Regions from separate parts of the Homo sapiens genome. Here all the other regions are linked to region 1. The links are chromatin contacts, found by Hi-C or POLR2A ChIA-PET in ENCODE. All regions are on one chromosome and are shown on one strand. Each heading gives the region's core, a stretch centred on a gene start or an enhancer-like site at or near the end of the contact. The rest is flanking DNA. Distances are from core to core; before and after follow the strand shown. Region 1 holds the start of CPT2 (carnitine palmitoyltransferase 2). Region 2 holds the start of TXNDC12 (thioredoxin domain containing 12). Region 3 holds the start of KTI12 (KTI12 chromatin associated homolog).

Region 1 (3,614 bases), core at 557-3,056:
GAAAGTCAGTGACCATCTGACTCTGAACTTGGCAAGTGAAGACAGGTTCTGTCAGTCCTCACCTTTCACCCATATACTGGCTCAGCTCATACACACAGGTTGACAGGGTGGAAGCATGTACCAGGCTTATGCCACAGGCACAAAGCCCCTTTTTCTTCCTCCCTCCTGCCACGTGTAGATAATCTCATTTTCATGTCTTAGATGTTTGCACAAAATGTAATTTCACAAGAATCACTCGATCCTCCTGAGAGGGTGAGGGTATGTAGTGATGACGTTGGGTTAAGTGGTCCCAGATGCAGAGAAAAACAACCCAGCAGCTCGGGTGAGGCCTGTGACACAATGTTCCACACATGGGGAAGAAGCCTGGCCTCTAGCTCTTGGAGTGTGGGGAATCCCTGAGGGCAGTTTGGTGAGAAATAAGGTGAGAAGGGTCTTTGAGACAAATTTTGAACTTGGCTCCAGGAACTGAGTTACTCACTCAGTAAGTTAGAAGTTAGTTTAGGTTTGGTTTAGAGGGTGAAGAAAATTTCTAATATTGAAGAAGGAGATCTGGCAACTCAGACGAAAGCGGAGTTCGAAGGCTGGAAGAACTGGAAGCTGGATTTAAGAAAGTACTGGGGGAGGGAAGGGGAAGAGGATTTACTAGGGCTCTTTTCAGAGGGGAAGTCGATTCTGGGTGAAGTGTTTCGAAGGCAGGGTAGCCAGTGGTGAGGAGGAGAAGAGAAATTTGGGTGGACCCTGGATCTGAGTATGATGGAGTGTGGATGGGGTACTGAGGGTGGTGTCTAGAATTCTGTGAGGGTGAGCTGCACTTACAAGGGGTACTGTGGGTGAGGAAGGATATTTTGAGGGGAGGAACCTGTTGAGGAGGGCTTGGAGAGAGTGAAAGGTTTCCGGGTGAACACTGGATTTAGGAGATTAAAGATTTAAAAACATGGGGGAGGGTCAGTTGAGGACAAGGGTGAACACTTCAGGGCTGTGCTTGTGGGGGCTCATGGGGGGTGAAAGAACAGAGTACTGGAGAAATGGGAGGTGGGGCTGAGGGTCCTGAGTGACAGGGGTGAAGGCGGTGCTGGGAGAAGTTAAGGAATGGTAACCATGATGTATTAGGAATCAGCCTACCCATATTCCGGGTAGGAATGTGAGGCAGTCATTAAAGTACTTCAGGAGACACCATAGTCGAGGGATTACAGCGGCGCTGGAAATATGCAGGTCTGGCATTTTTCAGGGAGAAGAGGACTCAGGATAGCTGGCTGGAAGTTAGGTTAAAGGAGAGGGAATCTGAGAAGCGTTCAAGATGGAGAATCTGAGATAGCATCGAGGGGTTCTGGAAGAGAATTTGAGGGTTCTGAGGTTCCTGTGCTAGGAGATTGTGAAAAGTCCCAAGACTTCCAGATTAGGGGCTGTGGCAGCCTCCATGGTAGGGGCTTGGGGGCGGAAACGGGTTCACTAGAGGAGTCATGAGTGACTGCAGTCAGGTTGGGGCCGATCCTGGGACGGCGGCGGGCGGCGGGGACCCGGAGGCCAGGCTCACCTGGGCAGGCTGTCCTGGTAGTGCATGGTGGGCACGATGCTGCGCTGCAGGTACTGGCCGGGCCCGGAGCCGGCGCTGAGGGGCCGACTGGGGGCTCCCGGACCAACCGCGGGGCCCCGGGGCCAGGCGCGCAGCAGCAGGCGGGGCACCATCGTCCCGGGAGCCTGCGGCGGCGAGAACGCGGCAAGTGGGGAGTTCTGGAGTCTAAACACAAGGCCGCCGCCGCCGTTAGCGCCCAAGACACTGCGTCAGGACTCCTGAGGCACTTCTCCGCCCGCAGGCCACTTCCGGCCCCTGTAAGGCCATCGGCTCCGCCCCGGACTGGCTCCTTCCGGGCAGGGGCCGCTCACTGACAGGCCCCGCCCACTAGTAGGCCCCGCCCGGAAGGGGGCCCCAGCCTCCGCGCTGCTCGTCTCCCTTCCCTTCCCTAGGAGGCGGGAAACCGAGCGCCGCAGCCGCTCCTTCCCCTTTTTTGGAGCAAGACAGAAACTGGAGTTGGAAAAAAAAAAGAAAAGCTAAGAAACGTGATTGGAATCTGATAACCCAAAATTTGATCCAGGCTCCATCCTTGCGAGACTGTGGACTAAATTTTAAACCTCTATTTCCTCACCTAAGAAGTAGATAGATCGTAATGATTCAAAGTACCTCCCAAAATTCTAGATATGAGATAAAGATAACATGTTATGCACAGTGCATGGTGCTTAATAGGAAAGCAGTAAACGGTAACGGATGTTACTGTTGTTAGTAATCCGTGCTGAAGGTCATTGACATATAATGACCCTGAACCCTGCACAGCTACTGCCCTGCCAGCTCACCTGAGTGGATGGATATTAGAAAGGATTTGTGCAGGAGTTGGAAACCTGGAGTTTCCCGCTGGCCACCACTTCAGTGCAGAAAGCCCCTTCCGAGCGGAATCCCCTCTGCCTGAACATCCATTCTTGGCTTGAGCATTTCCAAAAACAAGAAGCTCACTGCTAAGAGGAAAGAAACCCTTGTCCTCCGGCTCTAGGAAGTCTTCCGTGTTCAGTCTATTGGAAGAGGCTTCCTGTCACCACAGACCACCTCCAAGATTCCTTCCAACTCCTGACTCTAAGATTCCGCTACTTGAACATAGATCTATCATCCCTCATCCATCACAAAACAGCTGCAGAACAGCCCACCACGCCCCAATCCCTGATCTTAGAAGTAGCTGCAGGATTAAGTAGGCTCTACTCCCATTTTACAGAAGAAGACAGGGAGTTACCAAAAGACACACAATTATGCTGCCTAGCTTGAGGCACAACAGAATTCCATTTTGGGAACAGAACTGCCCTTTAGCCGTTTGGGGCAGCCAAGTACATTCTGTCTGTTCCATAATTGGCTAAGCAGAGCCAGAAGCTGGAGCACACCAGAAAGAGTACTGGATTGGGAGTCAGGAGACCGGACTTTTAGTTTCAGCTCTTTGTTATCTAGTTAGGTGACCTCGGATTGAACAGGAAGATCACTAACCAGCTCTGGCACTCATTCAGTGGTGATCACAAATGCTTAACCCATTTCCCGTTTAGAAAAAAACAGCGCAGCTTGCTGCCAGCTCTTATTTCTTAGGGCAAATGGGAAATGGCTTAAGAACTAAGCATGAAATTCAGAAACACTGAATATCGAATCCTCCTCTCTTGAGGGGAGAAAAGGCCCAACTGGCCCAACTCCAAAACATCGGTGCCATTTGCCTGTAGTGTATAAGGCCAGAGGGAGAATATAAAACTCTTTCTGAAAATGAGCCATCTCCTCTAAATCCTGATCATTTTCAGAGCCTTGATACCCGAGGCAAATATCGAGATCTGTGTAGTGCTAAGGGGATCAGAGGACCAGGAAGAAATAGTGGGCCCAGTAGAAAAGCAGCGGCTCTATTCTAGAGACAGAGGGCCAAAAGATTGAGCCCATCCAATCTAACAGCCAAAAGAGGGACGTGAACACCTTTGGTGAGTGCATGGCCAATGGGAGCAACTCTAAGCCTTTAGGCTGGTGTCCAAGGCCTTCTGAATTCTGACCCCTACCTACTTCTCCAGCTCCCATCATGTCACCCCAAAATACTCTATGCCAG
Region 2 (3,606 bases), core at 658-3,157, 1.1 Mb after region 1:
ACACCACGTACTTCACAGGGTTGTTTTGAGGGTTAAAACATTATCAACCACAGGGAATGGTTCACAGAAGATACACAGTTACTGGTAACTATTGTTACCACTCCCGAGGGGACAACTATGGTAAACTGCAAGAATGTGGGAACGGAAGTTGAAACCGCCATTCACTAGCTGTGCAACACTGAGCCTGTCGGTCAGCAGGCAGTGGGAGGGGGGTTATAAAGATGGGCAAGGGACGCCGACTTGTAAACAAACACTGCCATTACAAGGTGAAGAGTGCTGTAACTGAGTTCGGTTCCCTGGACTCAAGGGCGGGAAGTGGTAACCTCAGCTTCCCTATCTGTAGACTGGGAGCATCAAATGAGATGACAACAGAGAGCCTGTATAAAGCTCAAAGCACACAACACTGCTGTTGTGAGCAAGGAGTAATGGAACAGAGGAGGGGCGTCCACCTGCCTCCTGGGACAGGGTCTGGGCGGCAACAGGGCGGGCCCGCTCGCTCCCACAGGGGGCGGTGGTGCTGGGGACCTTCCCACAGGTGCCGACCCCCAGCTGCGCCGCCGGTAACCGACAGGCCAAGCCAGCCGCCTCCGCCCCCGCTCGCCGCACCACGGCGGAAGTGGCAGCCTGAGCGGTTGGCGGGTGTCGGAAGGGGAGGGCGGGGGGAGACCGTGCGCAGCGGCCTATGGCCGTGAAGTGGCGGGACCGCCGGGGGTCTCACCTGAAGCAGGGAGGGTCCTCCAACACCAGCACGCGGCAAGAGAAAGATGGCTGCCTCAGCCGAGACAGAGAAAGACGACGGCGGCGGCGGCGGCGGCGGGAGCAGATCCACGTGATACAGCCGACCCCGCCTCTCCCTCTCCGGGGCAGCCTATCCCGGGAGCGAACATCTGAACTCCAACGCCCCGCCTGCTTTGCGCATCCCTCTTAGTGCTAGTGGCGGCAGGTGCAGGTGGCCGCGCGGCATCCTGGGGCTTGCAGTCTCCCGAGCGTTCTGTTGTGTCCCTGCCTACAATTTTAGGGAACCTAATAAAAGGGTGGTCGGTATGTTTTTATTTGGGTGTGTACTTTTGTTAGGTCGCTTTTTCGCTATGCATTAAGTACGGACTTTAGGACTCAACTAGTACCAGGAAGAAAAAGACCGGACATTTTCACCTGTTTGTTATACAGCGAAGGGGAAAAATTGGGAAGAAATCCTCAAGCTACAAGAAAAATAACCAGAAGCTTTACACTTTAGCCTGCAGTGACTTATATCCTGGTGTCCTAAGTCCACCTAAGTCAGTTTTGCAATAAGAGGTCCCAAGTTTGGTTTTCTTGGAGCTTGCATCAGTTGGTTGCATCATCCCTGAGTAGAAGATTTGCGGTTGCAAGGAAAAATAAGGTACAGAGCTTCTCCAGCGGGAAAGTGCATGTCTGCACGGCACGAGCCCACGCACCGCAGAACAGGCTTGCCAGGTCTCCTCAGAGACCCTCGCAGGAACCTAACAATGAAATCCAGTTGTCCAGTCTTGATTTGTGGAGGGGTAAGGAGAATCCGAGGCCAGTGGGCAATCCGCCCACTGTTGGGAGCGACTGACCTCACGAATCAATAATTTGCTTTTGACTAGGAAGTGCAGCGGTTCTTGGGGGGAGGGGCTGGACTGGGTGGCGGACGCGAGGAGCAACGGTTCTCCCGAACCTCTCCCCCGCCCCTACTATCTTGGCCTACATTTTCCCGCTCCGTCCCGGGACCTGGACACCCAGAATCCACGAAAAGCAACTCGCGCTCGAGAACAGCTCTCGTACCCTTCTACGTGATCTGCACCTTTAAGCTCACTCCATCCCAAACCGGACCCCGGAGGCACCACCCACATCCGTCTAACATCACTTCCTTCAGAGTTTGAAAAAAAAAAATCTGGGAAGTAGAGGTGTTGTGCTGAGCGGCGCTCGGCGAACTGTGTGGACCGTCTGCTGGGACTCCGGCCCTGCGTCCGCTCAGCCCCGTGGCCCCGCGCACCTACTGCCATGGAGACGCGGCCTCGTCTCGGGGCCACCTGTTTGCTGGGCTTCAGTTTCCTGCTCCTCGTCATCTCTTCTGATGGACATAATGGGCTTGGAAAGGGTCAGACCGCGTTCTTATCTTCTCTTTACTGATCTTTACTATACTGATCCCAGTATAATCTCTTCTTGCCCTAGCACCGTTCCCCTCCCATTCTAACTCTTAGGCCACTCCAGATTTCTTTTTATCTTCCCCAACCGCTCCTGGAGTTTGAAGATTTCTTGGGGTAGAGAGTAGCGGGTCTGGGGAATGGAGAAGTTGTACTTGAGGCCTCTCTAAATTATTGGATTGGGGGGAAGGAATGGCCCGTAAATTAAGGAAAGCATGTTAAGAGCCCAGCATAGTGCCTAGCACTTGGGAGGTCCTGAGGAACGGTCACCTTCCCACCTGGGAGAAATAGAGCCGTTGGGGACCTGCATATGCAGAGGACCCTGTTCTGGGTCTGAAGATTTCTCTCGTTACTTCTTCCGCGAAGAGCTAGGTTACTGCCACTTGCTTGCCTTTGGGAAACAGCACCTGCATCCCAGGTAGCTGTATCTAGTGCATAAGAAGAGCCAAGCGAATGGTAGAAGGTCTGCTGTTTAAGGGTCCCCAACAATTGTCCTTGCTGTGGTTCAGCGAAGTTTTTTTGTAAGTGAGCGATCAGTGGTTATGAATGGAGGTTAGGAGGTGTGGCCCCCTACTCCATCCATTACCTACATCTCCATTCTAAGTTTTAACACCTCTCTCCTCATCAGCCCTTACTTAGTTGAAAGTTGGACTGACAGTCTGTGAACTCAGAGTTTATGCTTTTCTAAGTAGATGAATTGTAGCATGGATCCCAACCCCTCTTCCTTTTTTTTTTTTCACTGACCTTACTGTATGGAATGATTCTGCTGCAATCCTTCTGTTTTTGTTTTCTCTTATCCTCTCTATTTTCACATCTATTGGTGAGTAATAAGATTGGGTGGGCATTCATTTTGCCTGAATGCAATCATTCCTTCATTCCGTAAATAATTTTTGATCACCTCCTATATTTCAGGCACTGTCCTAGGCACTAGGGATATAGCTGTAAACAGGACAGACAAGGTTCCTACTCTGGTGGAGCTTATATTCATGTCAGAGAGACAGAGTAGACTCATGAACAAATTAATAAGACAGTTTCAACTAGGAACAAGTGCTGGGAAAACAATAAGACTGTGATGGAATAGGAAGTAGAAAGGCTGGGGAGGTTGGTGGAGCTGGCATCACTTGAATTATGAAGGTCAGGAGAAGCTTTTTGGAGAAGGTGATATGTGGGTTTCCATCTCAGTGATGAAACTGCATGACAAATCCTGTTAGGCCAGAATGTTTTAAATACTGACAATCCCATTTTAAAACAGACTACCGTTTTTTTTTGTTGTTGTTTTGTTTTGTTTTTTAGACAGAGTCTCACACTGTTGCTCGGGCTGGAGTCCAGTGGCATGATCTTGGCTCACTGCAACCTCCGCCTCCTGGGTTCAAGCGATTCTCCTGCCTTAGCCTCCCGAGTAGCTGGGATTACAGGTGCCTGCCACCACGTCTGGCTAATTTTTTGTATTTTTAGTAGAGAC
Region 3 (3,525 bases), core at 285-2,784, 1.2 Mb after region 1:
ATTGAAGTACAGAAAAGTTACATAATTTGCCAGTAGTTACAACACTAGTAAGTGGAGGAGCCAAGACTTGAATGTTTTTTACTATACTGTACAAGAGAGATACAAAGACCCCAGTATATGTGCATCTACAATATACACACATGCACAGGCACACTCACATTTCTGCACCTACCATCCTATAGTGCTTGCTGTTTATACAAGAGATCCAACAGTTTCATGGCTCTGGGTCTCAAACCTACAATAATAGAGTTGCCAGATTGAGCAAATAAAAATAACGGATGGCCAGGCACAGTGGCTCATGCCTTTAACCCCAGCACTTTGGGAAGCCAAGGCCAGTGGATCACCTGGGGTCAGGAGTTTGAGACCAGCCTGGCCAACATAGTGAAACCCCGTCTCTACTAAAAATACAAAAATTAGCCAGATATGGTGGCGCACACCCATAGTCCCAGCTACTTGGGAGGCTGAGACAGGAGAATCGCTTGAACTCAGGAGGTGGAGGTTGCAGGGAGCTGAGATCATACCACTGTGGTCCAGGCTGGGTGACAGAGCGAGGCTCCATCTCAAAAAATAATAATAATAAAATAAAATAAAGGATGCAGGCCAGGCACCTTGGCTCACACACCTGTATTCCCAGTACTTTGGGAGGCAGAGGTGGCACAATTACTTGAGCCCAGGAGTTTGAGACCAGCCTTAGCAACATACAACCTCATCTCTAAAAAAGAAAAAATAAATAATAATAATAAATTAAAGATGCCCAGTTAAATTTGAAGTTTAGATAAGCACCAAATAATTTTAAATATGTCTATGCAATATTTGGGACACACTTAAGCTTAAAAATGTTTTTGGTGTTTATCTGAAATTCAAATGTAACTGGGCATCCTGTATTTTATCTGGCAACCCTACTAAGGAGAAAAATTCCTATTTGTCTTTCAAGTTCTAAGTCAAATGACTATTTCTACATAAAGTCTTCAGTGATTTCTCTGGGTAGTTTGTTTTTCCCTTCTGTTCTTTTATAACCTCACCTGCATCTATCCATTATAGTATTTATTACTCTGATTGTAGGCGCCTGATCCTTCCCATTCAGACCTTTTATCTTTTGTGGGGAAAGCGTTTTATGTTCATCTCTGAATTCCCAACCTTGGAGATGTTGAATGATTGAAATGGTAATTGAATAAACATTTACTGAGAGCCAGTAGGTTTAAGAGGAGGAATGAAGGAGAACCAGCATTTATTAATTGCCTTCTATATGCTAAATATAGTGCTGATTGCTTACAATATTTAATGCCCCTTAGGCCTTATTAATAAAATGGACGGGCAGTCTTTCGCTGCAGGAAGATCACATTCTCCTGAGGCCTATAACATTTGGCATAAATAACTGATGCCATTATAGTCTCTGTATCTCCTTTCTGAGAAAGCTGAACCTGGGCCTAGCTGGCGTAGAACTCCTGTTTCCATAGAAACAAGAGGGTCTGTAAAAGTCAAGGGAGACAGGAAGAGCAGTTTGCACTTCCGGCTTACGTCGGAGACGCGTACAACCCGGAAGTTGGCGCAGCGCGGTTGCCAATGGTCGCTCCCTGAGAGGATGCCGCTCGTGGTGTTTTGCGGGCTGCCGTACAGCGGCAAGAGCCGGCGTGCTGAAGAGTTGCGCGTGGCGCTGGCTGCCGAGGGCCGCGCGGTGTACGTGGTGGACGACGCAGCTGTCCTGGGCGCAGAGGACCCAGCGGTGTACGGCGATTCTGCCCGTGAGAAGGCATTGCGTGGAGCTCTGCGAGCCTCCGTGGAACGGCGCCTGAGTCGCCACGACGTGGTCATCCTGGACTCGCTTAACTACATCAAAGGTTTCCGTTACGAGCTCTACTGCCTGGCACGGGCGGCGCGCACCCCGCTCTGCCTGGTCTACTGCGTACGGCCCGGCGGCCCGATCGCGGGACCTCAGGTGGCGGGCGCGAACGAGAACCCTGGCCGGAACGTCAGTGTGAGTTGGCGGCCACGCGCTGAGGAGGACGGGAGAGCCCAGGCGGCGGGCAGCAGCGTCCTCAGGGAACTGCATACTGCGGACTCTGTAGTAAATGGAAGTGCCCAGGCCGACGTACCCAAGGAACTGGAGCGAGAAGAATCCGGGGCTGCGGAGTCTCCAGCTCTTGTGACTCCGGATTCAGAGAAATCTGCAAAGCATGGGTCCGGTGCCTTTTACTCTCCCGAACTCCTGGAGGCCCTAACGCTGCGCTTTGAGGCTCCCGATTCTCGGAATCGCTGGGACCGGCCTTTATTCACTTTGGTGGGCCTAGAGGAGCCGTTGCCCCTGGCGGGGATCCGCTCTGCCCTGTTTGAGAACCGGGCCCCACCACCCCATCAGTCTACGCAGTCCCAGCCCCTCGCCTCCGGCAGCTTTCTGCACCAGTTGGACCAGGTCACGAGTCAAGTACTGGCCGGATTGATGGAAGCGCAGAAGAGCGCTGTCCCCGGGGACTTGCTCACGCTTCCTGGTACCACAGAGCACTTGCGGTTTACCCGGCCCTTGACCATGGCAGAACTGAGTCGCCTTCGTCGCCAGTTTATTTCGTACACTAAAATGCATCCCAACAATGAGAACTTGCCGCAACTGGCCAACATGTTTCTTCAGTATTTGAGCCAGAGCCTGCACTGACCAGAGGAGGTAGGGGGGAAGCCATGGCTTCTGATCTCCACTCCACTTTATTTCTCTGGGAAAAATAGGCTGCAGGTCTCCAGAGCATATCGATGCAGTACTGTACTAGAGCTGTTGTGACTGATTCACTCAAACTTTCCTGCATACCCCTGTGCCAGGCCTTGGGTTTACAGCATAAGTTCAGACTAAAGAGAATGGAGAACTATTGTGGTGCAACCTGGCAAATCCCTCAGAGGACAGAGCTAAGGTGGACAGGGATTACCTAGATTGGATCCTACTTGGGCTATCACAGAGCATTGACCATTGGCTTCCCTCATCTGAGGCGTGGGAGAGCAGACTGGATAGATGAGAATTGTTTTAAAACAATTGTGAACAGAAACTGAAGATGGTACAGTTCTACATCTGCACCTGCCCTTTTTTCATACCACAAAAGTATTTTTTGAGTACTGTACTGACTTTTTGCTAGTTTCTATTCTGGGACCGAGTTCACAGATAAATCCATTGGTTTGTATCCTTGAGAAACTTTGTTTTTGTGGAAGTAAGAAAGTTATCTACTAGATTATTTCCTCTAATAAAATCTTTTAAAATAGTCTACTGGAATCTCTTTCACTTAATGTTCCCTGTGTAACTTCATGTAACATTTTAGGTATACTTGTCATTGTTCTGCCTTTAAGTGAAGTAGTATTTTGATAGTTCTGAGAGAGTAGATGTTTTGAGCTACTCTACAGTAATTATATTATGACAATTTCCGTAACTGTTTTGCTTCATTCTGCATTTCAAGGCAAATATCATTGTAAGCTTGTCTTTCATTCTTCATTGATTTCATTGAACAAATGGTAGGTACCTACTTTAACAGTGGCTGTGATTTTCAAAGACCA

The links. Hi-C counts contacts between places; a loop is a spot of excess contacts on that map. ChIA-PET counts read pairs that join two places held with the same protein, here RNA polymerase II (POLR2A). Pooled maps may share reads with other maps.
Region 2: a map of B cell shows a loop between it and region 1 (17-fold over the local background). The contact joins the promoter of TXNDC12 here to the promoter of CPT2 in region 1. A Hi-C loop is called at or near these places in 2 of 168 maps with a recorded cell type or tissue (B cell and CD4-positive, alpha-beta T cell), 2 of 37 single-sample maps with no recorded cell type and 15 of 50 pooled maps.
Region 3: a loop to region 1 is called in a map of CD8-positive, alpha-beta T cell, with 3 times the contacts of the local background. The contact joins the promoter of KTI12 here to the promoter of CPT2 in region 1. A Hi-C loop is called at or near these places in 1 of 168 maps with a recorded cell type or tissue (CD8-positive, alpha-beta T cell), 1 of 37 single-sample maps with no recorded cell type and 7 of 50 pooled maps. POLR2A ChIA-PET finds 5 or more read pairs at or near these places in 1 of 52 experiments (activated CD8-positive, alpha-beta T cell).

Annotation. Positions count from the first base shown.
Region 1 is chr1:53,195,016-53,198,629 of GRCh38, reverse strand. CPT2 (carnitine palmitoyltransferase 2) reads right to left here and starts at 1,806. Exons shown (of 5, transcript NM_000098.3): 1 at 1,535-1,806. The coding sequence starts at 1,686. RefSeq lists a silencer at 1,463-1,822.
Region 2 is chr1:52,053,492-52,057,097 of GRCh38, reverse strand. TXNDC12 (thioredoxin domain containing 12) reads left to right here and starts at 1,907. Exons shown (of 7, transcript NM_015913.4): 1 at 1,907-2,098. The coding sequence starts at 2,002. It overlaps BTF3L4 (basic transcription factor 3 like 4), which reads right to left and starts at 803. Exons shown (of 6, transcript NM_152265.5): 1 at 719-803. RefSeq lists enhancers at 1-599, 600-1,313 and silencers at 379-618, 1,479-1,883.
Region 3 is chr1:52,031,819-52,035,343 of GRCh38, reverse strand. It overlaps KTI12 (KTI12 chromatin associated homolog), which reads left to right and starts at 1,534. Exons shown (of 1, transcript NM_138417.3): 1 at 1,534-3,241. The coding sequence starts at 1,583. The coding sequence ends at 2,647. All of the region lies in intron 2 of TXNDC12 (thioredoxin domain containing 12), which reads left to right. RefSeq lists an enhancer at 1,528-1,827.